Regions from separate parts of the Mus musculus genome. Here regions 2, 3, 4 and 5 are each linked to region 1. The links are chromatin loops, found by intact Hi-C in ENCODE. Cell type or tissue: left cerebral cortex. All regions are shown on one strand.

Evidence for each region. Peaks named below come from ENCODE experiments on the same cell type or tissue, not always from the same donor. Only the 100,000 strongest peaks of a DNase experiment are listed, where the experiment ranks them.
Region 2: a loop joins it to region 1, with 4 times the contacts of the local background. A loop is called at or near these places in 4 of 42 quality-filtered maps.
Region 3: it touches region 1 in a loop (4-fold over the local background); 8 of 42 quality-filtered maps call a loop at or near these places.
Region 4: it touches region 1 in a loop (2.9-fold over the local background); 9 of 42 quality-filtered maps call a loop at or near these places.
Region 5: it touches region 1 in a loop (5-fold over the local background); 2 of 42 quality-filtered maps call a loop at or near these places.

What each region holds. Positions count from the first base shown.
Region 1 is chr1:132,739,038-132,744,037 of GRCm38, reverse strand. It overlaps Nfasc (neurofascin), which reads left to right and starts at 2,241. Exons shown (of 30, transcript NM_182716.4): 1 at 2,241-2,367. In left cerebral cortex, a CTCF peak has its summit at 2,227; DNase peaks (open chromatin) are centred at 2,691, 2,871, 3,833, 4,659 and 1 more place; H3K4me3 peaks cover 3,261 bases; H3K27ac peaks cover 3,097 bases.
Region 2 is chr1:132,653,514-132,658,513 of GRCm38, reverse strand. All of the region lies in intron 2 of Nfasc (neurofascin), which reads left to right. Among named protein-coding and RNA genes, the nearest start is that of Gm46157, 13 kb to the left of the region's middle. In left cerebral cortex, a CTCF peak has its summit at 2,683; DNase peaks (open chromatin) are centred at 1,964, 2,732, 3,371, 4,453 and 2 more places; H3K27ac peaks cover 1,325 bases.
Region 3 is chr1:132,621,394-132,626,393 of GRCm38, reverse strand. It overlaps Nfasc (neurofascin), which reads left to right. Exons shown (of 30, transcript NM_182716.4): 9 at 4,771-4,882. Among named protein-coding and RNA genes, the nearest start is that of Gm46157, 45 kb to the left of the region's middle. In left cerebral cortex, a CTCF peak has its summit at 2,745; DNase peaks (open chromatin) are centred at 1,448, 1,728, 2,273, 2,577 and 2 more places; H3K27ac peaks cover 3,185 bases.
Region 4 is chr1:132,523,189-132,528,188 of GRCm38, reverse strand. It overlaps Cntn2 (contactin 2), which reads left to right. Exons shown (of 23, transcript NM_177129.5): 6 at 1-113; 7 at 395-494; 8 at 1,726-1,901; 9 at 2,235-2,371; 10 at 2,753-2,882; 11 at 4,446-4,596; 12 at 4,704-4,831. Among named protein-coding and RNA genes, the nearest start is that of Cntn2, 17 kb to the left of the region's middle. In left cerebral cortex, CTCF peaks have their summits at 2,179 (motif pointing left) and 4,067 (motif pointing left); DNase peaks (open chromatin) are centred at 2,150 and 4,077; H3K27ac peaks cover 554 bases.
Region 5 is chr1:132,606,790-132,611,789 of GRCm38, reverse strand. It overlaps Nfasc (neurofascin), which reads left to right. Exons shown (of 30, transcript NM_182716.4): 12 at 117-260; 13 at 904-1,015; 14 at 1,313-1,479; 15 at 1,886-2,033; 16 at 3,283-3,407; 17 at 4,743-4,787. Among named protein-coding and RNA genes, the nearest start is that of Gm46157, 59 kb to the left of the region's middle. In left cerebral cortex, CTCF peaks have their summits at 2,282 (motif pointing right) and 2,509 (motif pointing right); DNase peaks (open chromatin) are centred at 2,468 and 4,312.

The sequences.
Region 1 (5,000 bases):
TGAGTGTATGTATGTGTGTGTGTGTATGTGATGTGAGTGTGTGTGTGGTATGAGTATGTGTATGTGAGTATGTATATGTGTGTGTATGTGTACATGTTTGTGTGTGTGTGTGTTTCTGTGTGGTATGACTGTGTGCACGTGTGTGTTTGTGTGTGTATGAGTATATATGTGTGTGTTTGAGTGTGTTGTGTGTACATTTGTGTGTATATGTGTATTTTTGTGTGTGTTTGTGTGTATGTGAGTGCAATGTGTGTGTGTGTGTGTTTGTGTGTGTGTGTGTGTGTGTGTGTGCGCGCACTCACAAGTACCCACAGATGCCAGAGGTGTCAGATGCCTTGGGGTTGATTGTGAGACTCCCGACAGAGGTGCTGGGAGCTGAACTCTGGTCCTCTGCAAGAGCAGGAAGTACTTTTAACTTCTGAGCCATCTCTTCAATCACATTCTTAAGAATGGAACCGGTGGCAGGGACATTTAGAGTCTCAGTGATCCTGCCAAATCGCTCTCCCAAGTTAATTCTCCATCAATTACGGACAAATCCACCTGTGTCCCTATTCCTCCTTGGAAGACTGTGGAAGAGGATTGCTTGTTTAGCAAGAGAGAGACACTGTTTTGGTTTCCTTGGGTACTGCATTCACCTGGTGCACAGCACAGGCAGTTAAAATACCCGTACACATAAAATAAAATCAATGAATCTTTACAAAAACAATAAAAGTGTAAGCAATTGTTTACTTTTTCAGGTCTGATACAGTGAGGATGACATGTGGAGCTCAGCAGGTGCCTCTAGAGTGGACACAATAGTCACCACGCATCACCAGAAAATAGCTGCCTCTTGCTGCTCTAGGGATCCACACAACAGGATGCAGGGAGCTGGCCTCTTAGGATAGGAGAATTCTTTATTCCAGGGACCAGGCCACCACTGGATGCTTTTAGTAAAGGGGGGTGAGGGAACTCTGCCCTCCACACAGACCTGAGTGCTTTCAAGTGCCTTCCCCAAGTCTTCTAAGAGTCTGTCAGGTGTTTGGGACCTACCAGGGTCCAGGGACCCTATCCCTCTGGTTGGGTTGACTGGCTCCTTAGTGTCATCTGGTTCTGGTAGGGTGAAGTCTCATTCTCAGGACTAATACCAGGGTGATGCTGAAGTATTGGTTTTAAGTGACTTGCTGCTTTGTATATGTAGTAACCTTGAAAAAAATCGCCCAGGATTCTGACAATCTTGCTTCAAGGCTTTCAAAACTGGCCTCCCTCCCTGCCTCCTCTTTGCCTCCCATCTGCAGCTGTTGGGTTGGAAGCCCCTAGCTGAAGAGAGGCCATTTTGTCAGTGAGTGGATGAGCCTTTACTGAGCACAGGCTATGTGTGGGGCAGGGGGGTGATCTGCAGCGTCTCTTTTCCTGAGCCCACAGGCAGAGGTGGGTTGGGGGGGATGCTGAGACTGGCAGGTGGGTTCAGGTCTAAGTAGAGGTGATACCTGGGTGTGATCACAGAAGGAGTCTCAGAGTGAGTCTCAGAGTGGTGGTGCCTACGGGGCTGTAGTTTTAGGCAGGGAGCTGAATTAGAAGCTTCTAAGGGCTCATTCAAGGTGGGAGGGGGTACAGGTCTCCACCTGTGCACATTAGCTGAGGTCTACCAAGGGGGCGGGATCTCAGCTAAGACGCAGCCCACTTTGCATGCTCAGACCTGCTCAGTCACCGAGGCAGGGCTAACATTTGGATATGTGGTCTCCAAGTTCAAGGTTTTTCCACTCTAACTCAAGTCTGGGACAGTGCCCCGAGTCTCCCCCGGGCAGAACAATTCTTACAGTTTTAAAACAAGACCCACCTGTAATGTCCTCATGCTTTTTCTTTTGTTTGTTTGTTTGTTTGTTTTTTGCCCCTTGTCAGCTTCGGATGAACAACTCAGTGGAAGTTTTTGGAGGGAGCTATGCTCTCCAAAGCTGTGGACAAATTCCTGCCCCTAAGAACTCATAAAGGGGTTATTTGCAGGACAGACCGCAACAGTTCTGGCTCCAGGTCCTACGACAACACGGAGTGCCACTCTTCTGAAGGAGTATCCAAGATCAAGGGAGAAAACAGGGTTCCCAGACTCTGGTTCTGCAACTTGATCCTTAGCGCGTGGGGCGGACTGTGGCACCTGAGCATCCGTCGGAGCTGCTGGGTCCTGGTCCCAGCTTCTCGTACGCAGGGAGGGGTTCGGGGGCGCGCACGCAGGCCGCCGGGGACGCGCTGGCCGCCCGGGGGCGCGCACGGGCTAGTCTCTGCCCTAATGCGGCGGCTGGCAGCGAGAGGTGCTGCAGGGGACGCGAGGGAAGTGGCGGCGCCGGGAGCGGACATCTGGGACTGCGCCCGGGGCTGGAGCCCGAGCTCCTCGAGGTAAGGTGAGCGCGGGTACCCGGTAGGGTAACAGAACCCGGTCTCGGAAGCCCAACCAGCGGCACCCCCTTTGATTCCGCTCTCCTCAGTCCATCTGCATCCCCCGACCTGTCCCATCCCCCTCCATCCACATCCCTGTGCTTTTTTTTCTCTACACTGCCACCTGCCCGGAACCCACCAGATTCTGGCAGTGTCTCCCTCCAGCTTTCAGCCCTCTCCACCCTAATACCCTTTCGGACTCGGCTGGCAACATCCCATATTCCATCCCTCTCCCTCGCTCTCTCTCTCTTTCCTCGCTGTCTCAGCCTCACCATTGGAGACCAGCCAGCCCCTGTGTTTTCTCTCTGTACACCTCACTTTTCAGTTCCCCATTCCACTTATGTTTTCCTGCCTCACCCGTGGCCCCTCTGCTTGCCCTCCCTCCCGCGGCCCTGTGTAGTGCTGGCCTTCGGTTGCTCCCTTCCAGTTTATCCTCCCCGGTCCCCATCTTCACACCCAGTCCCAACCCCTTCACAGTGGCTTCCTTGTTTCCTCATCCTGCACACTCCCTCTGGAACATCTCCCCTACTCTCCTTGGTTCCTAGCCGGCCTACTACCCATCACCTTCTCTGCCTGCCCTTCGTGGTGATGTAGGTCCGGTGCTGACTGGGCTTGGACTCAGTCTACCCACCCTTGTATCGTCCTACTCTGCCACAGAGGCCTAGGGCTCAGTGGGCCAGGTGTTCACTGCTGTGAATTCAACCTCTCTAAAGCCCTTTGCTGCATGTTTGAGCCTGTTCATAGCTTTGGAAGAGAGATACTTGGGTTTGTAGGCCTCTGTGTGGTCCTCTCCTCTCCTGGAACTATTCAGGTTTGCTTCCTAGATGGGATCAGAAAGGGCTTGAGGCTGGGAGAAGAGGCAGGTCTAAGGGAATGGCCCTCAAGCTCCTGAGACTTGTCCTGAGTCCTGGGCTGCAAAAGCCTGGCAGAGAAACCTTGCTGGAGGGCCTAAGAGTTGGGGTCTTAGCAAAGACTTTTCCTCAGCTTCCAAGCCAGCATTCTGGCATCAGGAATGGTCCTGAGTGTGACCCACGACATGGCTGGGAGTGGTCAGAGTGCTGAATCACGGAGGCTGTGGTCCCACAACAGCCCACCTCACTCACTGAGCCAGGGTCTACTTTTCATTCCTCCCTTGGCTTACTGGCTGAGTTATGCATGCTGTGTGTATGTGTGTTGTGTATGAATGTGTATGTTGTGTATGAACATGTATGTGTGTTTTGTGTATGAGTGTGTGTGTGGTTCTGGACAAAGATGCCTCCTCTAGCTCCAGAGGAGAGGGTGACAATATTCCTCTTCTTGCCTGTCTCTTTCTCTGATAGGAGGGCCCTGATGTGCCTCCTCTAACCTTGGAACTGAGGTGAGCCCTGCTGGGCCCAGATCCAATCTTCAGTAAGGCAAGGGCAGGCCATAGCCTTTGAGACCAGGGTGCACAGGAGATGTGTGGTTTGAATAGGGCCAGAGACCAGCAGGTTCAGATCCCATAGAACTTAAGCCTAAGTAGAAGCTGCCCAGGGAGAGGGTGTGGAGCAAGGAAGACCCTGGAGAGGCTGTGGGGGCAGCCAGAGGAAAGGAGGCAGAACTCAGTCCTCCCTGTGACCAAGGATGCTGGATCGGTGGAACTGCATGCAGGAGGCAAATGAGAGAGAGGAGGGATCACCTTCCTGTCCAGTACATTTCACCTTTTGCCTTGACTAAGCTGGTTCTTCAGAGAGAGACAATTTTCTACCCTTACTCTTTGGATTAGGCCGAAGGAGTGTGTGTGTGTGTGTGTGTGTGTGTGTGTGTGTGTGTGTGTGTGTGTGTGTGTGTGTGAGAGAGAGAGAGAGAGAGAGAGAGAGAGAGAGAGAGAATATGGTATTACTAAGAAAAGAGACAAAACCCAAGAAATTGTATATGCCTTTGTAAAATAGGGCTGGCTTCCCAATCCCCTGTCTCAAAGACTCCTCTAAAACCCTAGGCTTTAGAGGAGGTAAGATACAAACTGCAGTCTGGCCCCGGCAGTTTCCCCAGAGGTTCTTGCTTTGGAATACTGAGGGGCTGAACACAGCTGACTGAAACGTGGGCTGTGGTAATTCCGGATGGCCTCCAGACTGTGTCTGTTCAGGGGACACGGTGTTGGGAGACTGGCTACATCGGCTTTGTCACCCTTCTTGGTCCCCTCCCCGTTGCCTGTGGGGGCAGGGCGGGAAGCTTCTCCTGGCGTCGGGGCCTCCGATCTGCCAGCTTTTCCTGGTATCAGAGAAGCATCACCTGCAGCTGTTGTCGGGAGCTGATTGGATCAAGGCTCTGACGTTGAAGTGCTTGATTGGGGCTCAGGTTAAATGGGGCTTCTGATAACAGCCTACATATTTCCCAGCTTTGTGCAACGAATCTCAGCCCTTGCCCCCTTGTTTGGCATCACAAAAGCTACAGAGAGTTAAATCCAGGCACGCCAACAGCAGAGCCAGCTCCCCAGGGAGCAGGGGCAGGACCTGCCAATTGTGCTTCACTGGCTGGCTCAGGTGGAACTGCATGCAGGAGTGGTTCCCTGTGGACAGAAGCAGGCTCTGCTTACAGTGGCTGGCTGGTCCTTTCACCGTCACACGGAGGGGTGG
Region 2 (5,000 bases), 86 kb after region 1:
TTTAATAACTGCTTTAATAGGATGTAATTCACATATGATTCAGCTCAAGGATGGCTCCCATATATAGTTTCTTGCTAGGGCCTAGAGCAGACTGCTACAAACTACTGAATTTTTGTAATTGTATCACCTTTTGCAATACCCCCGCCCCCCAAGCCATCCCATTATCATGTGGACTCTGTCCATGACTCTATCCCCAGCCCCAGGCTAATGACTGTCATTAGCCTACTTTCCAAGTCCTTGGAGCCACTCTGGAGGTTTCCTATACATGGAACCATGCAGTAGGTGGTCTGGTTGCTTTACTTAGCGAAACATTACTGGTTTATCCATGGTGCAAGGCATAAGCAGGGCCGTCCAGGGAGTGGTCGAGTAACCGTCCATTGCGTGGGTAGACCATGTCTTATTTGCGCAGTCACTTGATGGATGATGACTGCATCCTGTGGGAACTCTGCACTTCTTTCTTAGAGCCCCCAAGTCTTCTGATATTAATCCCAGCATCCCTTTTGGACATTCCACTTCCTGTCTACACCCTCCCTCCCATCTGGGTCCATCCTTACTCAATCCAACACTTGAGCCCACTCACCCTTGGGGTCTGCCACACAGGATTATGATCACTGTCTCCCCAGCTTTGTGATCCACTCCCTTAAATGGCGGCATGCTGGGGAGACAGCTGTAACACTGCCTGATATCCAGATCCCTGTTGCCTCTCCTCCCCTGCTCCCCTCTCCCCCACACCGCCCCACTTCCTGTGAAGAAAGTCCAGTAGAGTGTCCAGTGCTGAGAAAGCTTTCTGTTGGATGGTAGAAACCAGGGCAGGGAGCCCAGGGAGAGAAGCCAGCTTGGGTGCTGTAGAGGCAGGACTCCTGCCCTTCTGGTTTGCAACACTTCTCTGGAGCTGAGAGTCATCTCTTCTCCTCCCTCAGACTCCTTCCTGTGTGGCTCTGGCTGCAGCCTGTGCAATGCTAGCCTTTCTGGTGATTGTTGCTCTCTGAAAGCAGATGCCAAGAGTGCCCTCTCACCCACCACTTCTCTACCCGGCCCAGTCCTCTTTTAGAGACCTCTCTGCCTTTCTCTCACTTGCTGTTCTGGCTCTCTGGGATAGGTTTCCTGTAATCCTGGGTTGTGGTTTGAGCGTGAAATGTTACACCGAGGACGTGTGTAGCACTCCAGCTTGTGATACTGGTCTGTAAGGGTGTGGAGCTTTGAGGACATAGGATCTAGGTGGCTAACACAGGCCACTAGGGTGAACCCTGATTGTTACTACTGTTTGTGTTTTCTAGTTCTGTCCTTAAAAGGACAAGAGAAGGAAAAATATATATATATACACATACACACACACATATAGTTTTCTCTATATATAGTTATAGATAGTTTATATATATATGTATATGTATATATATATACACACATACATACATATGTAGATATGTGTGTCCATATATATGTATTGTCTTACGTATATACACATCTATACATGTATGTATATGCACATATATGTGTGCATATTCACACATGTGTATATATGTACATGTATGTACATATATATGTATAATATATGTATATATGCATTGTGTAATGTATCTATAAAGCAAGAAACTCGACAGCTTGCTGGATCATAGCATCTATGAGGCTTAGTGACTGCTGATTTGGTTTTGTGGCTAAGGAATGTATCCCTTGGCCACCTTGAAATACCAAGCAGGGATGTACTGGGCTCCAGCGGGCCTTGTGTCAGAACGACAGCATGAGGCAGGCAACCTCCCACTTCCTGTGTAGACGAGGATAGAAATGTAAAGATGTCCATCTTGCTGCTGTTGTGATGGGAGGCAATGGAGAAAAATCATCCTAAAGAGCACAATGATCAGAGAATCCAAAGGTCCGTGCAGACCCAGAAGGTGTAGTCACAGTATAGAACACAAGTTCTATGTATGTCCCTACAGTGAGGTGCAGGCCACCCCCACTCCAGAGCAGCTGCTGCCTTCCGCAGGCCTCTGGTCCTGCCGGTGGCCTGTGAGTCACACAGTGCCCTGGGATGCTTTCCCACCCCAGGAAGTATGGTGTGACACTAGATGCTCCCTAGGTCCTCCCGGTTGTCACCTAGAGGAAAAGGTCATGTCTCACTTCCTTCCACCCCTTCTTCTCCCCAGCTTAATAGCCAGGTGATTCACCTGAAGGTATCAGGTTTCAGCCTATAGATCTGGTCATTGTGCAGGAAAGGCCAAATGACTAATGCAAACCCAGGCATTCTCTTCTGCCCTTCCCCAGAGAGAAAGAATGAAGACTGGCTGACACCTTCCCCTATTCCAGAAGCCTCGGTGGCCTCAGCTCAGGCTTGCAGAGGAGGCAACCTGCTTATATCTTTAATGGGAAGGAGCCCTGCACTCCTCCCCATTCCTGCCTGACAATGGAATGGAGCCAAGCACCAAGCACACCATGAGGCACACCAGGGCAGCTGGAGACCACCCCTTCCAGCCCCAAGAAGGCAGACAAGGAGTCAGCCTTGTACCAGGTTTCCCTGGCTGTGTGAAAGTCCTAAATGATTGTTGGCCCACACCCAGGTCAGGAAGCTAGTGTCTGTCCTCGCTGGGTCAGAGGAAGGCAGTACAGGAGAAACAGGCAAAAGAATGCCTCCTTCCCCACCAAGAGGCATCCCTGGTATGGTGCAATTCCTGAGTCTTTCAGTAGGAGGTGATCACGTGGGCAGATTGACTTTCACAGAAGATGCAGAGCGGTGAGGACAGTTCATCTGTGACAAGAAGGAGATTCGGTGACACAATGCCAGATGCTGTCACAGCAGGAAAGCCAGGAGCTCCTCCACACTTCTTCCTTGTCTGATATCACCTTCCAAAAACCCCATCTACCTTTCTCCTCCGCACTGGTGTTTTGTCTCCTTGGCACGTGGTAGTGGCCATGTTTGGCTGGTATTTTGAGTTCCCAAGAACCCACGTGTTGGCCTTAGATGCCCATGAGCTGGACAGTTTCTTGTACTTGGATGGTTGTCTGCCATTCCCTTCATTGGTATGAGAGAGACAGAGTGGGAGTGGGTGTCACTGGGCCACTGGATCACCCAAGAGGGACCTTGGGTGTCTCAGGCCGACCACTCTGCTTCAGAGCATTTCCAAAATCAGCATTTCTAATGCCTTAGAATGAACAGTGGGAGGCTGAAAAGGCACCTGCACAGCTGGGCTCTGAGAGCCAGCAAGGATAGCACTGAGGGTGAACCTGCCTGCGGTCAAGCAGAGTAAAAGCTGAAAGGGAGTGGGGGAGCATTCTGGAAAGTAAAGACATCTGGGGAGTCGGCTGGCTGAGCAGTAAGAGGCTCTGCTTCCGAGGACTCCGAGTTAAGAGATCCCAGCAATTGCCGCTGCCTCACCACTTCCGCATAACCACTAACAGCAGATTCATCAGGCCTTTTATTAATTGAGGATCTATTAGGCAGATGTACTTGATGAGCCAAATACCTCCCCATAGTAGAACGTGTCTAATACAATGGCTGCTCGTGAGGATTTATCACGCTGTCTCGCTGCAGCTGCAGAGGGAGACACGATGCAGGCTCAGCACTGATCAGAGTGGGTACAGGACACTGACCCAGGGCTCCTCCCACAAGGCAGGAGGCAATGGCCACAGGGTGAGCATGGGGTGTGCTGGGGACCAAGGGGAATTGTCCTGACATGGAGGAGACAGCGAGGTCCTTGAATTAGTGGTGCAAGTCAGCGCACTAAATAAGGAGAGAGGATCTGGGAAGCAGAAAGGACAGGTTTGAGTCTGGGCTGGACAGAAGACCCGGGCTGCTTATTATTGGTGGAATGTGAGTGAGAATGTGGACTTACCCTTTCATCTTTCCCTGGCAGACACGGCATGCAGGGCTCTCTGCCCTTCGAGGAGGGGGACTGGGATTTGTTTTTATGTATAAAACAGTGCTTCTCAGCCTTCCATAGTGCTGCAACCCATTAATACAGTTCCTCATGTTGTGGGGATGCCCAACCATATAGTTATTTCGTTGCTACTTCATACCTGTAATTTTGCTACTGTTATGAATCATACTGTAAATATTCATGAAAGGGTCATTCGACCCACAGGTTGAGAACCGCTGATATAAGCCATTTGCTAATGTCATGGTTTCGAGTATTAGGAGTGAATTATTTGCATCTTCTAGTCCATCGGGGGACAGCTTGCCTTTCCATGTAGAATTGTAGTCACTTGGGATGACTCTGAGCCCTGGCAGATCTCCCACCCATGATCAGATGTGCCTCTGATCCCGTGATCCCAGGTTGTTTGGGGACAGCTCTCGTGATCAGCCTTGCTGCCTGTCTTTTCAATGGGAGCGGCTGGGATTTGCGTTGGCTTCCGGGGGGCCTTTATTATCTCCCTGCTCCCCCACAATTTCCCATGGCAGTGATGTGTGAATGTGTTCCTTAGTTGGTTCTTGTAGTACTATTCTAGTCTCTGGATTAGCTTATTTCCAAGAGCTAATTGCTGGCATGTAGCCTCCGCTCTACTCTGTTGGTGTACCCCTAGGCATAAATTCACGCACACAGCCTGGGAGAGCCTACAAGACTGTTATTCATGGCTTGGGGGCGTTTCAAATGGAACTTAACCCATTCCAAGCCCAGTCTCCCTGAGCCCTGACCATGAGCCTGCTTGCTCCTCCTCCTGTGTTTCCAGGGCCAGCTCAGCAGCAGACAGTCCCCTTTCCAGCCTGGAACTCTCCATGCCATCTCCTGTCCACCCCCAACCAGTCATGAGAGCCCGCCAGTTGTGACCCAGGACTTGTCAAATCTCAGGAAGGCCTTGGAGTTGGAAAGAGCATCCTCCAGTGTGGCACCTCCCACCCTTCCCAGGTCACCTGTGGATCCGGAGCTGGCAGAGGTGGAGGCAAAGGGAGAAGGAGCCTCTAGGAAGTGTTCTTCCTGGGCTGCACCCAGAGTGGGGAGATGCAAAGCAGCCTGCCACTTAGCCCCGCCCGGCCATGTCCCAGGGAGGTCATAGGTCACCCTGCACTAGAT
Region 3 (5,000 bases), 120 kb after region 1:
AGCCCAGATAGGTAGGAATGTCTTTACTGAGGTTGCTAATATAAGCAATGAGCAGAGTCTGGAGTGGAGGATGGGCTGAGAAATGAGAGCCAGGGGAAACAGAGGTTCCAACTTGGCACCAAGCAGCAGGAACCACGCTGAGACTTACTGCCCAAGGAAGCAGGCAGCCTTTGTTGGATTCTGGGGATTGTTTGTTTTCAAGGTAATGGTGCCAACCACCACTGTGTCAAAGGCGCTGCTGTGGAATGTGCCCTTTTCTAAATTGAACCCCAAATATCTATTGTAGAGAGTACTCTGAAATCCAAAACGCATTGGAACCCTTAGAGATCATGTGGCTCAAGTTCTTTGCTTTGTGTAAGGCAGGGAAAGGTAAAGTTGTTTATCCACAGAAGATGGCTGAGTGATTTCAGCCTAAACCCAGCTTTTCTCCAGAGGTCAGAATTTTTTAGAAGAGAGTGAGAGTCATTCAGAACTGTGAAACCAACAGAGCTCACATAGAGATGGAACCTTGGTCCTCGGTCCCCACCAGGGCAGGGCTGGCATAGCCTGAAACTCTGGGGAGGCTGTAAAGGACAACCGTGCTGAAGGTTTTAGAAAGAAAGAAAAACCAAGAAAGTAAGGAACTCCTTCCTGGGTCCACAGAGCTCCTAGCCAAGGAACATCATCAGCGACAAATGTCCAGTACATACCTCTCTTTGGCTCGAAGTATGATATGTCTCTTTTCTAGAAGAAGGGCCCCCCTGTTCTAATGATCTGCACAGAGTTGACATCCTCTGGACATGGGTCAGAAGATACCTCCCCTCTGATTGGCAGAGAAAGGCACCTGGGTTTGATTCCATCCAGAAAGCAGGTGTTTTATAGTGTGTACCTGGAGCCACACTGTCTCCAATCAAATCCAGTCTCCAGGACATGCCACCAGGTGACACTAGGCAAGCCATTTAATGCTTCAAAACTTCAATTCCTTCATCTGCCAAACAGGTGGATTACTAGCCTCAAAAATGGTTGTAAAGGTTAAAGAGGATCGTGACCCACAGCTGCTAAGCTGCAGTACACATTGACAATGTTAATATAGAACCCAATGTTGGATTTAAAGGAGGAAGTTGTGTGTGGACTGGATTGTATGTAGGCCATCTGTTTCTAAATTAAGGGAGACACGGAGACTTTGAAGATAAGCCGGGGAGAGAATGGCAGGCACACATACAGGAGGAGAGCTAGTCCACAGGGAGAGACATTAGCGTGCACCAGAGAAAGGAAAACCGCCCGGTTTTCCAGCTCTGCTAAGAATTGGGTGAGGAGAGAGAGGCTGCAACTATTGCAGGCAGAATTCAGATTAATTCTACAGAAGTTTCCTAATAGCAAGATACACCAAATGTTTCTAGATCAAGAGACCACACACACACACACACCTGCCCCACTTAGGGGCCAGAAAGAGGGATGGGGTGCCAGGAAGCCTGTTTCACGTGTCTCTGGTTCTCAGTTCTGAGAACGGAAGGCAGCAGAGAGAGCTGGATGTAGGATCTAGCTGCCACAGAATGCTGCATTTGGCAAAGGTCCCCAGATGCATCTGAGGTCTTGAACCATATTCTGCTGCCATGTTCTACTCAGTAAAGGGAACAGCTAAGTCTGTCAGCACTTTTGACTCTTTTTTTTTTTTTTGGTAGAAGACAGCCAGAAACTCTTTCTCATTTGACCCTTTGAAGACAGTTTGATTATAGTGGGGTCGTGACCTAATGTCCCCTGACTGACCATCTGGCTCTGGGGATCCATGAGTCTTCTCTGTGCCACAGCTTTCAAGAGCCACCCTCTGGCAGATTTTCTTGAATTTATGCAGGTTTGAGCTTGGTGTCTGCATCCTAGGTTTTTTTTTTTTTGTTTTTTTTTTTTTTTTTTTTTTTTTTTTTTTCTTGTTGTTTTTTTGTATCAGGGTAGACCCAGCCTGAACTGGAAATGGGCAGAGCATCCCTGTCTCCAGAGTGAAAAGAGCCGTCCTAGCTAAAGAGACAGTTTTCACCACATAGAGCCTCATTCAATAGTTACCTTCATCTTTGTAATTACTGGTTCCTGTGTTTCCCCCAAGGAAAGAAACCAGGCACCTTCCCTGGGGAACACAGGCTCCCAAGGTCACCAGCCAGATCCACTACCTTAAGTTTTCATGACTCCCTCCTGCACAGCTGACATTTTTCTAAACCTCCCTTCAGCGCCAGCCTTCTCGTTCCCCTGTAAAGCCGCTAGTCATCGTGTGGGAGATTCCCGTGTCCCTAAGAATCCAGCGGAAATGCTCTGGATCTCTTCATTCCCCTCCCGCCCCTCCCAGGTTCTTGGCTCTGAGCTTATTCCTTGCCTCCAAGGAAAGCGGGGATCTTAGATGCTGAGAATAGCAAAACAGACCAGAGCAGTTCACAGAGGACCAAACGCCCTTCTTCACCTCTTGGCCTTGGGATTTTGGGTTTCTTTGATTGGAATTGTTAGAAACATTGGGAAACTGCCTGTGAGAAATGGGGACAGAGTAACATTTCCAGCTTCAGACTCAGCGGCAACCATGGCAACACAGCTCAGAATCCAAATCTGAACCTGTGAGCTTGGGCAAAGTCTGTTAACTTCATAGAAACTCAGTTTCCTTTGCTAAAAACACACAAGTGGTAACATTCATTGTGAGGGTTAAACACGCTGACACCGCAGACCAACCAGTCACAGCACTCGGCCCTACTTAAATACTTACAGGGCGGTGGTGGCTCCCTCTGGCTTGCAGGGTAATCTTTCATTTCCTTTGAACGAGGCTTGCTTTTCAGTCGCTGCTTCCTCCCTAAGATACTTCTGAGGATTGGTACCCCACACCCGATCCTGTGTGCTGCTGCTAAATGTAGCTTTTCTCTGGTCACACTGCTAGACGTCATGATGGCCAGAGCAGGGCTCTGGGCTAATAATCTTCCTGTTCCCCATCCTTCCTGCTTCCATGATGTGCTGCAGGCTGTGGGGTGAACTAAGTGTCCAGAGGCTCTCAGACGGGCCCCTGTAGCCTTTTCTTGTGTGGAATGAGTGTGGTGACTGAGATGCAGTCTTTTCCATGTCATTACAGGGTTCACAACTCTGGACAGACTCACCTACTTGATATGACCCTTCTACCCTGGAATCTCTCTGTCCTTTTGGTGCCCATGACTGTGTGTTTTTGTTTGTTTGTTCGTTTGTTTGGGTTTTTTTTTGTTTGTTTGTTCTTTTTGTTTGTTTTGTGACTGTGTGATGGGAGGAAGCTGCTGCTTCCTGGTTACTGAGAGAATGCTGCTAGGTCTGCAGGTATAGACAGTAACCGACTAACCACTTAATGGATTAACCCTGCAGTTGCCACTGTTCTATATGTGTATGCTGGCGTGATAGATGAAACCGTCGGGGTAAACTCTTGCCTCCTTTTTTTGTTTCTTCTTCCCCCTTTAACTTGTCAGCTCCACAAATATTTCCTGAACACGTGTCATATGCTATCTATTCTGTTGTGCCAGGAGCCCAAATACCTCAGTGTGTGTTTTAACGTTTCTTCCCCTGACAAAAGATAAAAGATAAATTCTGTGAGATGTTTCTCGATGGCTAATGAAGAGAAGCTGGGCATCCTCAGGGCAGGAGCCTCTCTGATTCATCCTGATACCTGCAGGGGCAGCCAGCTTCCGTAAGAAGCACGAGTTACTGAGCTTGGATGACCACCAGCCAGCCTTCACCCCTCCAGCAGCAGTTAAACCCAGATGGATGCCCTTGTTCCGACTCCAGGCATCCCCCAGAACTTCTAGCTCCTAGCAGCTCTGCCTGCCCCCTCCTTCCCACTTGTCTGGCTGAGCCTACGGCCCATGGGGTCTCAGGCTTATATTCGTCTTTCAGTCTTTATGTGTCTAAGGCTTCATGTGTTCCTCCTCCAGTTTCCTGTTTGACTTGGGACTTCTGGTTGAACATTAGTTTTTTTTGTTGTTGTTGTTTTTGTTTTTGTTTTTCTTTTACCCATTTCTACGGAGTTATACAAAGAGTATAGGAAACAAGTAAGGCTTGGTATGCTCTCCGTGGATGCACCCTGATTGGCATGGCCCCCTCCATGGGGAACAGTGTCGGAGTGTACACCACCCAGCCTCTAACACCTGTGTGGAAGGAAGATTTCTGCCTATCTCCTGGCTGCTCCAGCCTAGTTGAACTGTTGAACACCTTCCCCCATCCTGGCTGCCATTTGCTCCACCTGCACCCACCCCATCTCTTATGCAGTCAAGAGTGAGGAGCCAGAGTGGGCTTGGCCCCAGACAGTTTTCCAGTCATCTCTCCTCGTTCATTCTCTTTGTGTCTTTGCTAAGCCATTAATAATTCTGTTTATCTGGGGCCTTGCTGCTTCATTCCAGCTCCTTATCAGAGTCCCAGAGAGCAGGTGGCTTGTCCTGTGTCCCCAACCTATGGCTTCTCTTTCCTCCATGTCCCTGTCTGGGGAGGATAGATGGATGCTGAGATGATCTGGCCTGGGGGCCCCTCCATCCGAACACAGATGTCAGAGATGGACCTCTCAATGCTCCATAGTCCCTTCCTGTCCAAGAGGAAGGGAAAGGCTTCTGGGCTTCTCTCAGCAGAACCTGGAACTGGTTGCATACATGTGCTGGAGGAGCAGAGGACCCCCAAGCTTCCAAACAAATCAGATCCTTGGGGTGGCTTGAGCTAGAAGGACCCAGAGTGGTGACGACATTTCTTTCTAACCCAATAGTGTTGGCACACCTGGACTGGAGGTTCACAGAAGTTTGTTCTGTCCTGTTTCAGCCCGAGGAGTTGCAGAAAGAACGCCCAGCTTCATGTATCCCCAGGGCACATCGAGCAGTCAGATGGTTCTCCGTGGCATGGACCTGCTGCTGGAATGCATTGCCTCTGGCGTGTACGTACCATCTTCTAGTCCTGATCCTGAAGACGGGGTGGGCATCAATCCACACATTTTGGAGGCAGACCAGTATATAGGAAAAGGGAAAGCCAGCAGGCCCATGAGTAGAACACTA
Region 4 (5,000 bases), 220 kb after region 1:
CCGCACCAATGCCTCGGACCTGGGCAACTACTCTTGCCTGGCTACCAGCCACCTGGACTTCTCCACCAAGAGCGTCTTCAGCAAATTCGCGCAGCTCAACCTGGCTGCTGAAGGTCAGGATCTAGGGTAATGGAGGCTGAAAGGGTCAATAGGCCTTGGAGAAATGGTATTCTACCAAGCTTAAGAATTGCAGCTCAGAATATATGAGGTCCTGCTGCCGGGTCTCAGATCCTTGCCCCAGGCCCCCCAGAAAAAGAGAACATTTGGAGATTCCAAATATTTATGTGGTGATCTGTGAACTTTGGAAGGCATGGGCCCTAATACAAAGCACCTCCCTGGAGCCCTTTGCATGTGGTTCACACAGTCAATCTCTCTCTCCCCTCCACCCCCCCAGATCCTCGACTCTTTGCTCCCAGTATCAAAGCCCGGTTCCCCCCAGAGACGTACGCACTGGTTGGGCAGCAGGTCACCCTGGAGTGCTTTGCCTTTGGGAAGTAAGTACCATCAGGACAAGAGTGTCCTGGGCCCAGGCAGGGTTTCATTTCAAAGCCCCTCAAGAGCAGGAGGGATCACAGAGTTAAAGAGAACAAAGTCAATAGACTAACAGAGTCCTGGACACAAAACAGGCACCACCCACTACCTATAAAACAAGTTCTGCCAGTGAGACATCACATACACACACACACACACACACACACACTCACACACACACACTCACAAACACACACTCACTCACACACACACACATACACACTCACTCACACACACACACTCACACACACACACTCACACACACACACTCACAAACACACACACTCACTCACACACACACACATACTCACTCACTCACACACACTCACTCACTCACACACACACTCACACACACACACACACTCACTCACACACACTCACTCACACACACACTCACACACACACTCACACACACTCACACACACTCACACACACACAGATGGAGGGGCTTTATAGGCATGAGGGAGTCATGTGGCCTCCCAACAGTAAACAGTAAAATCCTAAGCAGTTTAAGGAGCAAGCCAGGGCTAGCAGCAGAAAAAACAGTGTGCCGACCCCATCCTGCTGGTTCAAAGCTCAGCTTCAACACTTGCTGGCTGGGAGACCTCGGGCAAACAACCTCACATCTGAGGCTCAGCTCTAGGACTGACGGATGGTCAGGGTTGACAGTGGCTAAAGGATTCTTACAAAGATCAGTTGGGTCCATGGATACCAGGCCCTGAGAGTGGTGCTTGGTGCTTTGACAGGTGTGGCATGAATGTTACATTAGCCATTTCACAAATTACAGCAGAAAGGCTTGCTTCTCTTTCTTGCTGTCCCGGAAAAAGGATCCTCTAGAGCAAGGGTCATTGCTTTCTGCTGTGTGGGATGTTCTTGAGCATCCAGGAAACATGTATAAATGAGCAGGGTAACATGTTGATTCCTCAGATCCAATGGTTCCCTAGCCCATTTTAATGTCCAAATTACTAATAACTAACATGCCTTGGAAAGGCGGGGTGATGATAAAAGGGACCTATAAAAGCCTGTTCCTAGTCTCGTTTGTGCCCTCTTCCCGTCTGTCCCCTCCCAAACAGGAGTCCCCTTCACCTTGTCCAGTGCTTCAGGAGGGCCTGCGAGTGTGAGCATAGGCTCTGTGGACACTCGAGAAACATGCTCAGCTCAGCTCATCCCCTCTGGCTCTTTCTCCCCTGCCAGCCCTGTTCCCAGGATCAAGTGGCGCAAAGTGGATGGTTCCTTGTCCCCTCAGTGGGGCACAGCAGAGCCCACCCTGCAGATCCCCAGTGTTAGCTTTGAAGATGAGGGTACCTATGAATGTGAGGCAGAGAACTCCAAGGGCCGTGACACCGTCCAGGGACGCATCATTGTGCAAGGTACTGAGCTGGAGATACCTCCGTCTTCCCTGAGGAAGCAGCATGAAAATCCAAGAGACTGGGAGGCCTTCTGCTTGAGCCTTCTGACCCTTGCCAGGACTGCTAAACATAGCTGGAGAGGCCGTTTCAGAGCTCAGCGGGGGCATACAGAAAGCACACAAGTATTTCAAAAGATTTAGTTGCTAAATCAGTCCCTGGCACAACCAGAGAGTGCCAGCTTCTTCGCCCTCATTTCTTTGTTCTCTCCAGCCCAGAATACCAACAGCGCCCTCTGCTGTCACTTACAAATACTGCAGCCTTATAATTCCCTATTCCTCTCTTTCTTCCCCACAGCTCAGCCTGAGTGGCTAAAGGTGATCTCAGACACAGAAGCCGACATTGGTTCCAACTTACGTTGGGGCTGTGCTGCGGCAGGCAAGCCTCGGCCCATGGTGCGCTGGCTGAGAAACGGGGAACCTCTGGCCTCCCAGGTAGGAAACCAAGGCTTCCTCCCACACGACCACCCTCTTCTGCTGCCTGGCCCGCTTACCCTGCTGGGCCAACCAAGGGGTCTTGGGACGTTCTGGTGCTTCTTCTCACAGAGAGATACATGGCCACAGGTGGGTCACCTGTGTAGCATCACAGAGATCTGGGATCCCTCCATCAACCAGAAATGTAACCTTAATCTAGCCTCCAGGAGACCTAAAGGACCAGGCAGCCCTGAAGTAGACCTATATTCATGAACCCTCATGCTGAGGGATGTTAGCTTACAGCCTCTGCAGCACACCACCACCATCACCATCACCACCCGCCCCTGACTCCTTCCTGGCCTCCAGTGGTCCTCATCTTCCTGCCTTGGCTCTTCTGCACAGAACCGGGTGGAGGTCTTGGCTGGGGACCTGCGATTCTCTAAGCTGAACCTGGAGGACTCCGGCATGTACCAGTGTGTGGCAGAAAACAAGCATGGCACCATCTATGCCAGTGCTGAGCTGGCTGTACAAGGTAAAGGACCCAGGAGGCAGGGACAGCCCTGGTGCTTGAAGGTTGTGTCTGGCTGGGCTTCTCCAAATGCACACTTGCAGGCTCGTGTGCTAACATACACATGTATGTTCTTTCTTGTTTTCCAATGGCCCCTGAGTAGCACCAGTTTCAAGACATGAGACTGAGAGTTTTCCAAAGACATGGTTTTTGGGTTTTTTTTTTTTGTTTGTTTGTTTTTGTTTTTACTTGCTGCATTGAAAAGATCTGATCTGTATTTAACCTAGTTCCTTCAGCTCTGTGGCCTGTGGCAAGTTACCTGATTCTATGCCTCAGTTTCCTGATTTTAAAAAATGCTTCATCCTGTCCTTGAACAGCGCTTTGAGGGGAATTGAAATTCAAAGGGTGAACTATGACAGGCCTGACATTCAGACGGGGACAAGGAACACCAGCCACTTGAGCTTACAAGGCACGTTTTCTCTGCTGCAAGATGAACGTTAGAAGCCTTTATTAAGTTTAATAAGGCTCAACAAAGACTTACTCGTTTTATTTTTTATTTTATTTGTACGAATGCCTGTATTTGTATGTGTATCACATGTTACAGAAGTCAAAAGAAAGTGTAGATTCTCCTGAAACTGGAGTTACAGATGGTTGTGAGCCACTGGGCACTGGAAATTAAACTCAGGTCCATGCTCTGACTTACTGAGCCATCTCTCCAGCCCCAAGACTCTTCCTTTCATTCAATTATTCAACCAATAACTTACAAAGCATCTCATGAGGAGCAAATACAGTAGTACTTAAATACTTAAAGTACTGTACAAGAAAAGGGAGAGGAACAAACTTAGAATTTATTCCAGAGAACCCTAAAAGTATGGTTAAAAAAATACCAAGGACAGCAGTGGTACCCAGGTGAGCAGGTTAGATGGGGTGGTCAGGAAAGACTCTGAGGAAGTCACGTTTAGACTGTGACCTGAGGGAGACAGACTTGTAAATATCTGGGGAAGTTTCAGGTAATATGCATGCAGACACAATGATCCAAAGGCAGGTAAGACTTGGCATTCAGGGGGTTAAAAGGAAAGCTATGGGGCGTGGAGGTGGAAAGATGACTCATCAGTTAAGAGGACTGGCTGCTCTTACACAGCAGACCCAGGTTCCATCCCCAGTACCCACAGGGTGGCTCACAACTACCTCTAATTCCAGTTCCAGAGACTCATACGCCCTCTTCTGGCCGCCTTAGGCACTGCATGCAAGTGGTACCCAGACATACAAGCAGGCAAAACATTCATATATATATATATGTGTGTGTGTGTGTGTGTGTGTGTGTGTGTGTGTAAAGTAAAAATAAAAGAAGTCTTTAAAAGAAAAAGGGAAAAAGTTGAAAGCAAGACAGACAGTTGGAGCGTGTGAGAGGGACGAGTGGAGCCAGATGTGATGACACAGGGGTAGATGAGTTCTAGAGATGTTGCTGCCACTTGACAAGTTGGTCTCCAGAGGCCAGATGCTTAGCACATAGCCAGGTGACATCTTAGTTGAGGTGGGCGGGTGGCTATCTCGAGGGTGAGTGTTTGAGCACCCTCTCTCCTGCAGCTCTGGCCCCAGACTTCAGGCAGAACCCTGTGAGGCGGCTGATCCCTGCAGCCCGAGGGGGAGAGATCAGTATCCCGTGCCAGCCCCGTGCGGCTCCAAAAGCTACAATACTGTGGAGCAAGGGTACTGAGATTCTGGGGAACAGTACCAGGTAGGTTCTGTGTGCCACCGCTGAGATGACGTCTTGGAGGTCAGTCCCCTTCCAATGGCCACGGTGTGTCCCTCAGTTGACTAGATCTTTTTCTGTCCTTGCTGCAGAGTGACTGTCACTTTGGACGGCACCTTGATTATCAGAAACATCAGTCGATCGGATGAAGGCAAATATACCTGCTTTGCTGAGAACTTCATGGGCAAAGCCAACAGTACCGGGATCCTGTCTGTGCGAGGTAAGGACTGTGGTCTGTTCAGATGCTGGGATGCTGTTCTGCCAACCATCTGCTCTTGGCTTCCTATACATCTGCTTTCAAGGCAACGTCAGAACTCAGTCTCTCTTGGGACCACCCCTGGCCAGCCTCCAGAATCTGACCACTCATGAATATGCATCTCTTCTAGGGG
Region 5 (5,000 bases), 130 kb after region 1:
AGAGAGAGAGAGAGAGAGAGAGAGAGAGAGAGAGAGAGAGAGAGAGAGAGACCCTGCATGTCCTTCACTCTGCCCTTTTCTGTTTCTTACGGGAAGCCTCTCTTTCTTACCTGTAGCGGCACCACCCAATCCCAACCGTGAGGTAGCTGGAGACACTATCATCTTCCGGGATACTCAGATCAGCAGCAGGGCAGTGTACCAATGTAATACATCCAATGAACATGGCTACCTGCTGGCCAATGCCTTCGTCAGCGTGTTAGGTGAGTCTCTGCCCACTGGCAGTGGGGTCTTCCTGGGGTCCAGTGACGTCATGAAGTACATGTTCTCTGCAGCCTGGGCACATTGGGCAGGCCTGGGGAGGTGTGGCACATGAATGGAGGACTTGCACTCCACCAAGCCAGGTGACCATAGGGCTCCTTCCATCAGAGAAGCGGCATAGGAAGAGCTTCTTTCTGAGCATGGCTGCTGCGCTCCTTGGGCAGAGAGAAGGAAGTGGCAGATACGGTATATCTCAGGGCTGTGGAGGATCAGCTCCAGAAGCTGTGGAAGACTTTGGGGAAACCCCTTTGCAAAAGCTAGTCTGGATGTGGGACAGATGGGAGACAGACAGATGGATAAACTCACTCTCTCCTCACCTAAACAGGAAAGATGTCATCCTTTGACATTGTACCATGGCTGTGGTCTACAACTGTGTTGGGCAACATTTGTAATGTTCCTAGGACACCTGAATCCCAGAGACTGTAGGCTGGATCGGTTTCCCTTAGACGAGGCTTGTAAAAGGAAGGGACAGATGAGGTTATCTAGGGGTCTGGAAGGCTGCTGGAAGGGTAGGAGCCAGGGAAAGAGGGGGTGGGGGGTTGTGCTTCATACTCATAGTGGAAAATTGTCCCTCTGGGGTTTCAGATGTACCCCCTCGGATGCTGTCTGCCCGCAACCAGCTCATCAGGGTGATCCTTTATAACCGGACACGGCTGGACTGTCCGTTCTTTGGGTCTCCCATCCCAACACTCCGATGGTAAGTCCCAGGAGACCAGGTCTCCCCAGCAGAGGCCGTCTGTCTTCCTGCTTCCTACAGGCTGTATTCAGCAAAGCCTGGGCTCTTTAAACAGTCAAAGCTGGCCATCTGGGTGAACCCAATATTGTTCAGAGGGGCTGAATCTTTCCAGCCAGTGGTTACAGGCAGAGCCTACAAGACTTGAGACCCTGTGCATCTACCTTGAGCTCCCCAGTCCCCAGCCATGGACTCTGCTGCTCCCTGGCTCCCTTGGGCCAGTCCTTTCTCAGTATGCTGTATTTGCTGCTCTGTTGTGAGGTTTAAGAATGGGCAAGGAAGCAACCTGGATGGCGGTAACTACCACGTCTACGAAAACGGCAGTCTAGAAATCAAGATGATTCGCAAAGAGGACCAAGGCATCTACACCTGTGTGGCCACCAACATCCTGGGCAAAGCCGAAAATCAAGTCCGCCTGGAGGTCAAAGGTAAACGGGGGTGGTGTGGGAGGGTGTCACTAGTGGGAGTTCAGGTGGGGCAATAAAGCCATGCTCATGGCTGCCCATAGGTGCTAAGTGCTTTTGGAAATGCCCCTGTCTGAGGGCTGATCCCAGTGGACATCAGCATGACCCAAGTGTGGGAGCACTGAGGCAGGCAGCCTATCCGCCTGATCCAGAGGCTTACGTACCTCCCTGAACCAGCACTCACATCATGGATTTCTGAGCCAGAGAACTATTTGGGGGTTTTGATTGCTCCTGAGCTCCCCACTAATCTTATAGCTAGTTTGTATTCTATGCCTGACATCCCAAGCTGAGGCATGGCACACTACATGGCCACATAGGAGCTGGGGGACAGAGAAAGGGTGAGCGGTCAGCTATCCAGTTGTCTTCACAGACCCCACCAGGATCTACAGGATGCCCGAGGACCAGGTGGCCAAGAGGGGCACCACGGTGCAGCTGGAGTGCCGCGTGAAACATGACCCCTCCTTGAAGCTCACAGTCTCCTGGCTGAAGGACGATGAGCCACTCTACATTGGAAACAGGTTTCTACTCTCCATCTCTGCATCTCCTTACGTGCATTTAAGGGGAAGTTTGCCCTTGCTTTCAGTGTCACGCATGTCACTAGGGAGCTACTAGGAGTAGTGATGGCCTTGGTGACCTTTCCTCGGGGACAACCCCAGGAACCTTTTCTCCCTCTCTTATCAGAGACCTGTTGCTCTCTCTTTCACCTCTTCTCTCCCATCTTCTGTCTTCCCCATCCTTTCTCCTCCTTATGCAGTGTTCTGTCTGTATATATGCCTGAATGCCAGAAGAGGGCGCTAGATCTCATTACAGATGGATGTGAGCCACTGTGCAGTTGCTGGGAATTGAACTCAGCACCTCTGGAAGAGTAGTCGGTGCTCTCAACCTCTGAACCATCTCTCCAGCCCCTCCTCTCACTTTTCTTACTCCCTTTTACATCCCCTCTTCTTATTCCTTCCTTACCTCTTTATTCTGCATTCCACTCTCCAATCCCTTCAGCTCTTCTTGTAGTGCCCCCGCTTACCAGTAGAGGGCAGGTCTGGCTTCATCTTCCTTGTCCAGTGTGGTGCCTGATGCATCTCAGCCCAGGATCTTCTGGATGCTTTGACAGTGCCCCCAACTACACCTCCCACACCCCAGTTCTGATTTTATTGGTGTAAGGACTCAGGTGCTGATGGTATTTAAAGGTCCCCTGGGTATTTTGTAATGTGCAGTCAGGATTGAGAACTAGCGATCCCAGCTTCCCTCCCCAGGGCTTTTGGCTGTCTTTGAGCTAGGCAGTAAGACACCAGCCATTCCCAGTCTCACCCAGCTTCATGCAGGGCTTCATCCTGCCTGTGTGCACGGGCATCCAGTGCCCGTTGGTATTGAAAGCTCTAGAGCTGTCCTGTATTGCTCTGGGGTGCCCCCTCCCTTTGGTGGAAACAGGCTGTAGGATCTCAGAGAAGTTGAAACTGGTCCACAGGACAAAACACATGTAAGGGAAGGAGAGCGAAACCAGCCTGTCTTGGGTTGTCAGTGTATTGGTACCCTAATTTGGGAAGTGTGTACAGCAAAAGAAAGGTTCAAAGCCAGGTCCGGTGTGGGTGCTGAGGACTCGGGCATCCAGTCAGTGTTGAGATGGTCCCTCAGGTCCCAGCAGAAGCTGTGCTCTCTCACCTGGCCCAGCCGTCTCCTTTAGTTCCTCACTCCCCCCTTGTGGGACAAAAGTATCAGCTATACCCAGTATGTGAGCCACCCTCCTGCCAACCTCAGCCTGGCATCTTGCAGGATGAAGAAGGAAGATGACTCCCTGACGATCTTCGGAGTGGCAGAGCGGGACCAGGGCAGTTACACGTGTATGGCCAGCACCGAGCTGGACCAGGACCTGGCAAAGGCCTACCTCACTGTTCTAGGTAACATCTGTCACCCACATCGGCGCTAACAGCCCGTCTCCCTGCTTCCCAGCAGTCAGAGCGGCCGTGAGCGCTGAGTAATGCAGAGTCAGCAGGGCAATGCATAGTCAACAGCCTTTAGGTGCGATGGCCTCTTTGGGTCTCTGGATTAGGAGCTGCCACTCTCAAACAAGCCAAGGAGGACAGTGTGGAGTTCTGTCTCCTGAGTGAGGTCTTTGACCTCCCAAGCCCACATGAAAGGTGTGGAACAGCAGAAAGTGGAGTGACTTCTGCCTCTTCTGCTCTCTTACAGCACCTTCATACCACCAAGTTGACTAAAGCCATCTTGAAGCAATGCTAGACCAAGAGGAGGATGATGAGGACGAGGATGATGATGATGATGATGATGATGATGATGTGTGTGTGTGTGTGTGTGTGTGTGTGTGTGTGTGTGCAGTGATATGGTGTGGAGGGGTGTAGTATGGGATGCGGGATGGTGTGTGTGTGTATGTGTGTGTGTGTAGAGGTATGTGGAGGTGTGTGGAGGTATGTGGAGGGGGAGTGGTGTGTGTGTGTGTGTGTGTGTGTGTGTGTTCAGTGATATGGTGTGGAGGGGTGTAGTATGGGATGTGGGATGGTGTGTGTGTGTAGAGGTATGTGGAGGTGTGTGGAGGGGGAGTGATGTGTGTGTGGCCAGTGGCATGTGTATGAGTATATATGTATATATGGAGTGTGGTATAGGGTATGTATCTATGGAGGTATAGCATGGAGGGGGAGTGTTGTGTGTTATATGTGGGAGGGTGTGTATGTATATCTGTGTGTGGTGTGTGTATTTGTCTGTGGAAGTATAGTGGGAGAGTGCTGTGTGTATGTGTGGGGTGTGTGTGTGTGGGGTGCACACTTCCAGCACCTCCTCCAGCTTCCCCTCCCACGCTGCTCCCAGGAGTTAGTGGCACTCACACTGCCACACGCTGACTAAGATGATGCCACCCTTCCCTGTCCATGCTGGCCTGCAGAGAGCAAGCCATTCTGAACAGACGGGAAGGTGGCTACCCCTTCCAGTATAGCAGGTCCTCACTGCCATCTCTGCCCTGTTTCCTCTCTGCACTCCTGCAGTGGAGGTCACCGTTGCTGGCCATGATGGGCCCAGATATGTTAACAGTACTAGGACAGGAAGAAGCCAGAAACTCTACTCCAGGCTATGGAGAAATACACAGGATCACCTGGGAGGTGGGCTGCCCAGGGACAGCTGTAAAGCCTGGGCTATCCATCTGTGTCCGTCTAGAGCCCTCTAACCCTGATAACCTGCTAACCTGGATAACCTGCTAACCTGGATAACCCATCTTACCGTTGCAGCTGATCAGGCCACTCCAACTAACCGTTTGGCTGCCCTACCCAAAGGTAATTGGTACTAATCAGGGGCTCTGGTGCCCAGGGGTGGAATCTTGAGGAGGAACAGTTCTGGTGGGCTACACTTTCACATGCCCTACCTAGTGTGACCTCTGACCCTCAGGCACCCACAGTCACCTCCCTTCCTGGCCCATGTCAAGGCTCCTTCTGCAGGTTGGACTCAAGTCTGGACCGCCATTTTTCTCTTTCCACCACGCTTAGCTC